Regions from separate parts of the Homo sapiens genome. Here all the other regions are linked to region 1. Evidence: chromatin contacts called from ENCODE Hi-C or POLR2A ChIA-PET data. All regions are on one chromosome and are shown on one strand. The core of a region is the stretch at or near the end of the contact, and the rest is flanking DNA. Distances in the headings are between cores, read along the strand shown. Region 1 overlaps LOC105372093 (a long non-coding RNA gene). Region 2 holds the start of PSTPIP2 (proline-serine-threonine phosphatase interacting protein 2). Region 3 holds the start of ATP5F1A (ATP synthase F1 subunit alpha).

What was found. A loop is a pair of places that touch in the nucleus more often than their neighbours do. ChIA-PET counts read pairs that join two places held with the same protein, here RNA polymerase II (POLR2A). Pooled maps may share reads with other maps.
Region 2: a map with no recorded cell type shows a loop between it and region 1 (10-fold over the local background). The contact joins the promoter of PSTPIP2 here to the enhancer-like site in region 1. A Hi-C loop is called at or near these places in 2 of 37 single-sample maps with no recorded cell type and 5 of 50 pooled maps. POLR2A ChIA-PET finds 5 or more read pairs at or near these places in 1 of 52 experiments (naive thymus-derived CD8-positive, alpha-beta T cell).
Region 3: a loop to region 1 is called in a map with no recorded cell type, with 5 times the contacts of the local background. The contact joins the promoter of ATP5F1A here to the enhancer-like site in region 1. A Hi-C loop is called at or near these places in 1 of 37 single-sample maps with no recorded cell type and 4 of 50 pooled maps. POLR2A ChIA-PET finds 5 or more read pairs at or near these places in 1 of 52 experiments (WTC11).

The regions. Positions count from the first base shown.
Region 1 is chr18:45,773,609-45,776,828 of GRCh38, reverse strand. The region is part of intron 3 of LOC105372093 (a long non-coding RNA gene); the gene reads left to right. Among named protein-coding and RNA genes, the nearest start is that of SIGLEC15, 50 kb to the left of the region's middle. Within about 2 kb of position 1,493, at least 24 of the 41 ENCODE cell types and tissues checked have a DNase peak (open chromatin) inside an H3K27ac peak, as active enhancers do.
Region 2 is chr18:46,070,818-46,074,017 of GRCh38, reverse strand. It overlaps PSTPIP2 (proline-serine-threonine phosphatase interacting protein 2), which reads left to right and starts at 1,758. Exons shown (of 15, transcript NM_024430.4): 1 at 1,758-1,862. The coding sequence starts at 1,830. RefSeq lists silencers at 1,463-1,622, 1,753-1,802, 1,843-2,222 and enhancers at 1,352-1,853, 3,073-3,132, 3,173-3,200.
Region 3 is chr18:46,096,715-46,099,718 of GRCh38, reverse strand. It overlaps ATP5F1A (ATP synthase F1 subunit alpha), which reads left to right and starts at 1,423. Exons shown (of 12, transcript NM_004046.6): 1 at 1,423-1,547. The coding sequence starts at 1,488. RefSeq lists enhancers at 1,758-1,907, 824-2,023, 1,998-2,057.

The sequences.
Region 1 (3,220 bases), core at 244-2,743:
TATCAATGATTAGAGATCAAAAAGAACCAGAAAGCCACTATCTGAGCCCTCAGTTGACAAAAGGATTCAATTCATCCATTCATTCACTCATGCATTGATGATTACTGTAGTGGCTAACATTGTGTCAGACACTGAACGTGCAGAAGTACAAGTTTCTGCTCACACCTCGCTCAGTCTGGTGGGTGACCTGATAAAGGTGGTAAATGGATATAACATTTACAAGGTGCTACAACAACACAGAAGGGAGACACCTGACCTTGGGAGGTGTGAGATGGCCTTCCTGGAAGAGATAATCACAAAACAAGTCTTACAGGACAAATAGGAGATAGTAATGGAAGAAAAAGGCTATGTCAGGAAGAGCAGCATATGTAAGCCTGGGTTTCAAAGAGGAAATCTCTTTAGAGAAAGTTTTATCAGTTTTATGTAGATGAGAAAGACTGTTGCCTTAAGAGACTGGACAGTTACATGAGGACCACATCAGTGAGGGCCTTGTATGGCCTCATGAACCACATTAAAAAGTATCAGCTCTCTTCTGTGCAAGGGACTCGCCAGATCATTTAGTCCAGTTTGTCACCAAATGACAGCATGAATCAGAAACACTTGGAGGGCTGTTGAAAGACATTCCTGGGCTCTCCGCTGAGTCCCTCATTCAGTAGATCTAGGACTGGCCTATAGTTTTCATTTCTAACGAGGTCCCAGCTGATGCTGATGTTGCTGGTCTGGGGACCAATTTGAGAACCACTTCTCTAGTCCAGCCTTTTCTTTCAGATAAACCACTGAGCACTAGAGGTGAAATTCATTAACGAAAGTCGTCAGCTCAAATAGGGCAAACTAACCGAGCAACCAGAGCTGATATCCGCCTTCCCCTAAACCCTTCGCAGTGGAGCTGTCCCTTCCAGGATCATCAGTAGCCTTACCTCCCTCCCTCCCCTTCAAGAATCCCACCCCTTCAGTGCTCTGCTTTTAGCGTCTGTAAGGGAAGGAAATTGGTTGCACCAACTTATGTTAGGATTTACTTTTAAAGAAGGTCCTTAGGAAAGGCAGCGTTTTAACCTAAGGGAGTGCATTTTCAAGAGTGGATTTTCAGGCAGGGAGCGCAGCAGGCGTTTCCCGACATGCCCGTGAGCAAGACTCGATCACGGCCCAGAAACCCTGCTTTGCAGAGGTGACCACCCCGGCCCGCCCGGAAGAACCGGGCCCGAGCTGCCGCGCCGCCACGGTGACTCGGCCATAAGACCCGCCAGACGGGTAAGGTTCCTGGTCTGAGGCTGCCCCTTCGGCTTTGCACAGCTTCCTCGTGCCGCCGCGCCCCGCCGCTGATTCCACGCTGCGAAGCGTGGGCCCAAGCACTGCGGCACTTGAGTCATAGCTTCATAAGCGACTTTCCTGAGAATGCTAGGGCTTGGGGTGATATTACGGACGGTAGCGTAACGTCCCTTCGGAAGGAACCCAGCTTCCAGCAGCCCAGTGCGCCGCCCTTCTCCTTCCCCCCATTTCTTCCCGCCCAGCCAAGAGTGTCAGGCAAACCCTTCCCGGCTGCCGGCAACCCAACAGTTCCGCCTTCTTCAGGGTTCTCAAGCTCAGAGTCTTCCAACCTTCCAAATACAGCATTCTGCCCAGGAGGTATTTCTTAAGGTTGTTGAATTCTCTGAGTCTTGAAGCTTGTAGGTCATCCCCTGTGTCTGTCTTGTTCTCTGCAGTTTAAGACAGGCTTAATAATAGCAACTAATTTTATTATTATTATTAACAGCTGCCTGAACAATGTCATGCCCTGTCTCTTTAATTGATTCAGTATATTGCTCATGGGTCTTCCATCTACATTGTCCTTCATTAGGCATGTGGGGCATTCAAACATGGACAGCACACACTTTCTGCACTCCAGGAACTTAAATATAATGTTGGGAAAACAAATACCACAGGAAGAGTTAACATACCATTCTCCAGCATTTTAGGTAGGAATGATACACACATGTTACCATCTGTGAATGGTAGAAGAAAGTCACCTGAGTGGGCAGTGGAGGCTTCAGAAAGGAGGTGGGGCTTGAAGTGTACTTTGGTGGGCTAGGTAGCTATTAGTTGGGTGGACAGGAGAAGAGGGGTCCTTTCCACATTGGAAGTGGAGTAGGAGGGAAGTGAGGTGAGGAATGACATGACCAAGGTTGGGGATGGGAAGACTGACATAGGTGGGAGGTGTATGTTGACATGTGAACCTTCATCTCCAAGAGATACAGTCCTATCTTTGTATTTTGGGTGACCATCAGCCTTAGTAATGCAACAAGATGTGACACTCCCCTCCCTATCTGGCCCCACCTGAGACCTAAGACAAAGACTGAGTAACACAGTCCTGTGGGCTCTGGCTTTTATGCCTCCCTCAAAGCCACTGGGAAATGGCACATACCTTTGGCAGGCACATGAGGTCCAAACAGAGAAACAGGAAGCTGTCTGGGTTTTATGGGCAGCCACATAATAGAAGAGTGATGTTTGTCTTCTAGGGTGATGTTTATGATTAAGAAGACCTGTTTAAACATGGTTAGTGGGTTATTCAAACCCCATTTAGGGAGAGCTAAAGGAAACCTTAGTTTCTATGGGTTCTTAGTTAATAATCAGAGCAGGGCTGGAAGAGAAGGACAGGATGTGGTGAGCAGAGGGGAAGAGAGAGGATTCCCAGGGGAAGACTAAAGTTGATAAGACACTCTGAACATTACTTCATATACTAAGGCTTTATTTATTCTAACAGACCTTTTCTCCTTGAAAAGATAATAAAATCTGTAATATCATCACTTCAAAGGAAAGGAAGCATTAAATCATTTTAGATTCAGAGGGTAGCAAGTTTTAATTAGGACTTACTACTGGGGGAGGCAGTGGGAGTGGGCATCTTCTCACATCTGGTGTAAAATTGATGATCTTTTTCTGGTTTGTGTAGAAGGCTATGAATAGAAGATGGAGAAGAAACACCAGGGAGACTGCTTGGTGTTCAGGCCCTCTCCTCCTAGGTCTCTACACAAATGCTGCATTGATTTCTCTCTTCTAGTCTTCACCTTGGAGATTCTTTAGGGCTACTAAATTCTTCTTTTAAGGTGGGGCATGGTGGCTCACACCTGTAATCCCAGCACTTTGGGAGGCTGAGGCAGGTGAATCATTTTAGGTCAGGAGTTCGAGACCAGCCTGGCCAACTTGGTGAAACCCCGTCTCTACTAAAAATACAAAAAAATTAGCAGGG
Region 2 (3,200 bases), core at 509-3,008, 300 kb before region 1:
GCCCCAGAGATGAGCTGTTTGAGGAATGAAGAATATTTTCCAGCAGCGTGGATGACCATTTGCAATTAAAAACTTTGTCACCAGATGGCGGAAGAGGGTTAAAATTCAGGGAGCTTAGAGTCTGAGTCGCGAAAATCAAGCACAATGTACTGTGAGAGCTTGTGAAACGTTCTAATAACTTAAAATTATACATGTATTAAAAATTAAAATGTGACAATTAGAATTGTATCTAAACTATTTTTCCAGAATATTTAAAACTTCCAGGAAAAACCTTAGTGGTGTCTTCAGCTCTCCCGCTTCTATGTCCCCAGTTTGTGCCATTTCTTACCCCCTGCAGTTAAGCCTAGCTTCCTAGTGCCTACCACGTCCTCTGCTGCCCCTTGATGGTTCTGCCAGGCTTCTCTGCCTTCCTTCTAATCTCACTGCTTTCAAAGGATATGAGCAAGTACGTAAATGGATGCATCCCTTGGAGATGCTTGGTGGCTGGAGGCCACCTCTCCATCTTTGCAGTTGTGGATGACTTTATTGGTGGGAGTTCATCTGAGTGGGGCTGGCTGCAGTTTTATGGAGCAGAACTTGTTCCAGGTGCTTCACATAATTCTAGCAATTGCCCTTTCACTGTGTCTGGGTGTAGCTAGAACCTGCTCCAGGGGTGAGTGCTTGCTTCTCCAGGCTGGGCTGGTGCCAGTCTTGGCAACCTTGACCTTTATCCTCCCCACTTTGAGCACCTATTCCTCTGCCCAGGATGGATCTGCCCCAGGAAGGATGTCTGTCTTTGCATCTATTTAGAAGGGCAGAGCTCTAACCTTGAGCTCTTCATCCCTTAAATAAACTGTGATCTTGGGCAAGCCATTCAACCCCTCTGGGCCTCAGGTTGGGCTTCGGGCCTGTCGCACCAGGCAGTACTTTGTCATAAGCCCTGCATTACTATTAAAAGTCATGGCAAAAACCGCAATTACTTTTGTACCAATCTACTACAATGCAGAGAGGGGTCTGACCTGCCCTGGGGTTTTATTTGTGAGGGTGGAAGAGTGGAGGGAGAAGAAGGAATCTTGGGCCCCTCTTGCTGGGGTGGAATGGGCAGGGAAGGGTCTTGCCTTTTGAGAATGGAAAGGGAGTCAGAGAGCGGCTGAGCTCCTGGAAGCCCTGTTAGGACACCACCAAGTGACTAGAGTCAAGGGGAAACAGCAGAGATGACCTCTCCATGACATTTTAGACTAAAACGTGACCCCATTCATTAAAAACACCTGCAACAACAAAAAGTAAAATAAAAAATGAACCGTCCCCCAGGGCCTGATCTGCAGCAGGTGCCGGTGGGGCCCGCCGTGAAGCCAAGGCGTCTGCGGGAGTTGTCGGCCCCAGGCCTTCTGTAGCTTAAACCGGGTCCTCGCGACCATCTGATCAGATCCCGTCTATCACCCCGCAGAGCCTGGATTTCGTGCTGTCCAGGGGGCCTTGTGGGCAGGAACCCAAGCCAGGACCAGTTATTTCCAATACCCAAAGACTTCCAGAAGGAGGCAGCTAGCTTCGGGCTGATATATTGATCGTGGCCCGACGCTGTGGGGCTTTAAATGGGCCTGGGTCCGGGTGCGGGCTGCAGCCCCTGGCCGGGTGAGCGCCGAGGGTCCCGCCCAGGTCTCGCGCAGGGAGCGCAGAGCGCCGACGGCGGCCGTCGCAATCGGGAGTGGTTTAGGACCCGGGGGCGGCTTCCCTGCGCGAGTGTGGAACGCAGAAGTTGAGTCTGCGGAGCCGCGGGCAGTGGCAGTCAGGCCTCCCCGCTCTGTGCTACCTGCGGCCCGGCTCTCCTCCGCGCCCCCACTCGCGCTGCGATGACGCGCTCACTGTTCAAGGGAAACTTTTGGGTAAGTCGTGGGGCCGACAGCGGATCGCGGGGCTCAGGACCCGGCCCGGGCGGGAGGCCAACGCGGCGGGCGTGGGGGGCTCCCCAGCTCCGGCGCCACTCGGTGACCGCGCGCCCGGGGGCTTGGCGGAGCTCGCGCGTGAAGGGATCGGGGCCCCAGCCCCACTGCTCGAGGGGCAGACTTGGAGCGGACGCCGGGCTGCTGTTCCCTCTCTGTCCCCCGCTACCCACCGCGTGCCCGCGAGTCCCGGGGGCTCGGACTCCAGGGCCCACCCTCTGCCGCCCGCGCCCCCAGCAGCGCGTGCTCCTGAGGACGCAGAGAGCCGAGACACCTTAGAGTCAGGACATCAACCCCTCCTCTCACAGGCGAAGCAGAGACCCTTAGGGAGGCGAGACCCGTCCGGGGAGAGTCTCTGCCGGTCCCTGGAGCTGAGCCGTGAGAGGATCTGGGGGGATCTGGTGTGGGGGCTTGTGAGCTTTACCGGGTTGACAGCAGCAGCTGCCCCCCGGGATCGTCCTTTCCAGGAAACGTACAGCATAGAGGGCTTCCCTTTGCTGGAGCTTTCCCTGTTCTACAGCCTTGTTTCCCGAGCCCCCTCCCCAGGCCATTGCCCCAGCCCTTCCGTCCAGGCCCCATAGCGGGGCTGATGGTGTGGGAGACCCTATAAGCTGGAGGGGGTACCCCACCCAGCCCGGTAGGGCCAGCCCAGCCTGGAGGGAGCAGGTCTGCCTGTCCCCCTCCTCTGTCTAGTCCTCTTCCCTCTGTCCTCTCACTCCCCAGGTGCCCCTCAAGGTCCATGCCCCCTCATTCAGAGGAGCTGTCCTCATCCCTTTAAGACAGGAGCAGGAGGCTGCAAACCTCAAAGTTGACCGCAGCTGCCAAGGGGCCCTGACTCCTTACTGGGGCTCCTGCTTGCCTCCCCCCACCACCCACCCAGGTAGCTTCACAGCTGCCTAGATGGTCCCTCTACCCCACGTGGGCTGCAGGGTAGAGAAACCTGGCTGGGGACCTCAGGGACACAGTTGAGACTGTGCCTGTGAGTCCCTTCACTGGAGTTTGTGAGGTCCTTCTGGGGCACTACTCACCCTAGGGTGCAGGGTGGTGGCAGCCTCACAGAGGAACCAAGGGCACCACAGATGGCTCTCACGGGAGGCTTGCGAGTTTTTCAGGTAGAATGGAGGACTGGGGGATCCCATGGCAGGCACTGTGGGAAAAAGGCTCTGTATAATACAAACTGGAGAATGAGATGTGGGCCCCAGAAATAAGGAAGTCAGCAGAGGAACTGGTTCGTGGAGACATAAGGAGAAGGAGGCAGACGTGATACTAACAGTATTTAGT
Region 3 (3,004 bases), core at 174-2,673, 320 kb before region 1:
AGAGGCTGAGGAGGAAGGATCACTTGAAGCCAGGAGTTCGAGACCAGCCTGGGCAACATAGAGAGACCTCCCCCCACGCCCTGCCCACCACCGCCGTCTTTACAAAAAAATTAGCCAGGCATGGTGGTGGGACCACAGGGGCACAGGCTGAGGTCAGAGGATTGCTCCAGCCCAGGAGTTCCAGGCTGCAATGAATGGTGATAAACCCACTGCACTCTTTCCTGGGCAACAGAGTGAGACCCTGTCTTAAATAAAATAAAATAAATAAATAAAAAAAAAAGAAAAGTGAAGGCAACGTTAATAAGTGTCCACTATGACATAATAATAACCAGCATCACACACACACACAAATCTTGCATATATCACAAAAATCTCAGTATGGTAATTCTGTGGAGAAAAAAAAAAAGCCCATCCAGGTAAGCATAGAAAGTGTTTTTTCATCATCTCCCTTTGACTCCAAATGAAGAAGCAGAGTTCCCAATAGCATGAACTAGATGTTGGCAGAGGAAAAAGCGAGTCCTCGTCCTATCCTGGTGTAAACTTCTGATTCTGGACAATTCTCAGTAGGATTGGCAATGACTCTTCTAGGCCTCCTTGTGATTGTTGATATATTTTTTTTAATTTAAAGTTCCGGAATACATGTCCAGGACGTGCAGGTTTGTTACACAGGTAAATGTGTGCCATGGTGGTTTGCTGTAACTATCATCCCATCACCTAGGTATTAAGCTCCGCATGTATTAGCTATTTATCTTGATGCTCCCCTCCCCCGGTTATCAGGATTTTTAAACAGTTTGCTCTAATTCACTGACAGGATTCTTTTAGAATGAATCTAAAAAAGCTGGGAATCTTTAACCTGAGCGCAGATCGGATCACGTGGAACGGTGCTGGTGTTTGTTAAAAATTCAGATTGCCCCGAATTTTCGACTCAGAGGGTCTGAAGTGGGGCTAAGATCTGCAGATTAACGGGCTCCGTGGGAGGCTCCCTGCTGGTGGCCAGTCCCGGGGTTTAGCTGTTCACTGTTGCTACTCGTGCTAAACCACGGTCTAACACTACCGACACTATTAATCGCCCTGGTCCTCAAGACAGCCGCGACCCCAGACGGGTGAGGCCCTCATCCTCTAGCACCAGATGGGGCCTGGGAACTGCTGCTTAGCAGATTCAGCTACCCACGTGGTCACCCGGGGCAACCACAAGGTCGACTCAAAAGACCAAAATAAATGTATAACGAATGCCAGGACCAAAGCCGGAATATATCTAATCATTCATTTTGAGGTTTAAACTTAAAAATGTTACATAAAAAAATAAGTAACCTGCCAAAAAATGCAGAGTGGCGGCGGGGGCGGGGGGAGAGGTGGTGAACGCGAGGGGCAGTACTTCCGGGTCAGGTGGGCCGGCTGTCTTGACCTTCTTTGCGGCTCGGCCATTTTGTCCCAGTCAGTCCGGAGGCTGCGGCTGCAGAAGTACCGCCTGCGGAGTAACTGCAAAGATGCTGTCCGTGCGCGTTGCTGCGGCCGTGGTCCGCGCCCTTCCTCGGCGGGCCGGACTGGTGAGCACCGAAGGCCGGCATGATGCAGGCGGCCGGGTGGGGCTGCAGGGTGGTGGTGCGCCGGCTCGGGCGCTCTCTGCAGGAGGGCGAGGGGCTGTGGCGAATGCCGCCATCTTGCACCCGTGGCTTCTCCGGCTGGACAGAGCAGGCGACACAGGTGCCCTTTTGCTCGTCACCTGCGCAGAGGCAGAATGGTACAGGGCAGACAGTTAACTCGATGGTGTCCAGAGACAGGGCCTCAAGATTCCTGTCTTCGGCTGACAGCGGCCCTAGAAGGGGGATCTTGGGTGAAGGTCAGGGCTTGGGCGCTAGCTCTCCGAGGCCTGTTCTGAATCGGTGAGGTTCCTCTCTTTCGATTCTTAGGGTCGCGTCCCGCTGAAGGTCAGAAAACTGCTGTCAGCTCTTGTTGAAGCTAGTCAGTGGAGTCTGACATTGTGTGAAGGTCAGCAGGCCCAGCATTTCACCTCTGCCTGGAGCTCAGTTTAGAGGAAAGGAATAAATGAAGGTGGTTTTTGGAATACTTACGTAGGCTTTCTCTTAGTGCTGAATACGAAACGACCGTGAAAACGTCCTGCAGGTGCAAAGAACCATTTCATGTGGCCAGCACTGTGACAACAGTGAAGCTGGTTTCTAAATTGTCTCTCCGGCAGAGTGTGTGCTTTGTGGCACTTGGACGTGTTTAAAGAATTTGTCCTTGAGTTTTCCACCTGGTTTTGAGTAATTTTTAGTGATGGAGAATTCAAGTAAAAGAGAACAAGGTTGGAAAATGGCTGTAAGGATTAATACCCTTCGTTATTTGTTTCCCTTGAAATTAACATGATTTCAGTGTAAACGCATTGACACTGACACTTTTTTTTTGTTCTAAAAGTAATCTCAATTTGAAAGGTGAAATAAACATGTTGGCTGTTTTGCTGCCTTAACAACCGCTGGTAGCATCTTGGGTTTCTGTTAACAAAAAAGCATTTTTAACGGTTTTCATCTAGCTCCTATGGAAGGTAGAGGCTTCAGAATTGACAGTGACCAGTCGCAGTATTACAACTTGAAGGAGAAACTGAAGGAAGTTCCAGGTGGCTGCAGGATTTGTTGAGAGAGTAAAATAAGTCCACATGCCACAACTCTTGGTTTCTAATCTAACTCTAGCATTTATTCAGTTTTTGTTTGCTTGTTTTTTTTTTTTTTTTTTTTTTTTGAGATGGTGTCTCGCTCAGTCGCCCAGGCTGGATTGCAATGGCGTGATCTCCGCCCACTGCAACCACCGCCTCCCAGGATCAAGTGATTCTCCCACCTCAGCCTCCCGAGTAGCTGGGATTACAGGCACCCGCCGTCATGCCCTGCTACTTTTTGTAGTTTTTCGTAGAGACGGGGTTTCACCATGTTGGCTAGGCTGGTCTTGAACTCCTGACGTCAGGTGATCCGCTCGCCTCGGCCTTCTGAAGTGCTGGGATTACAAGCATGAG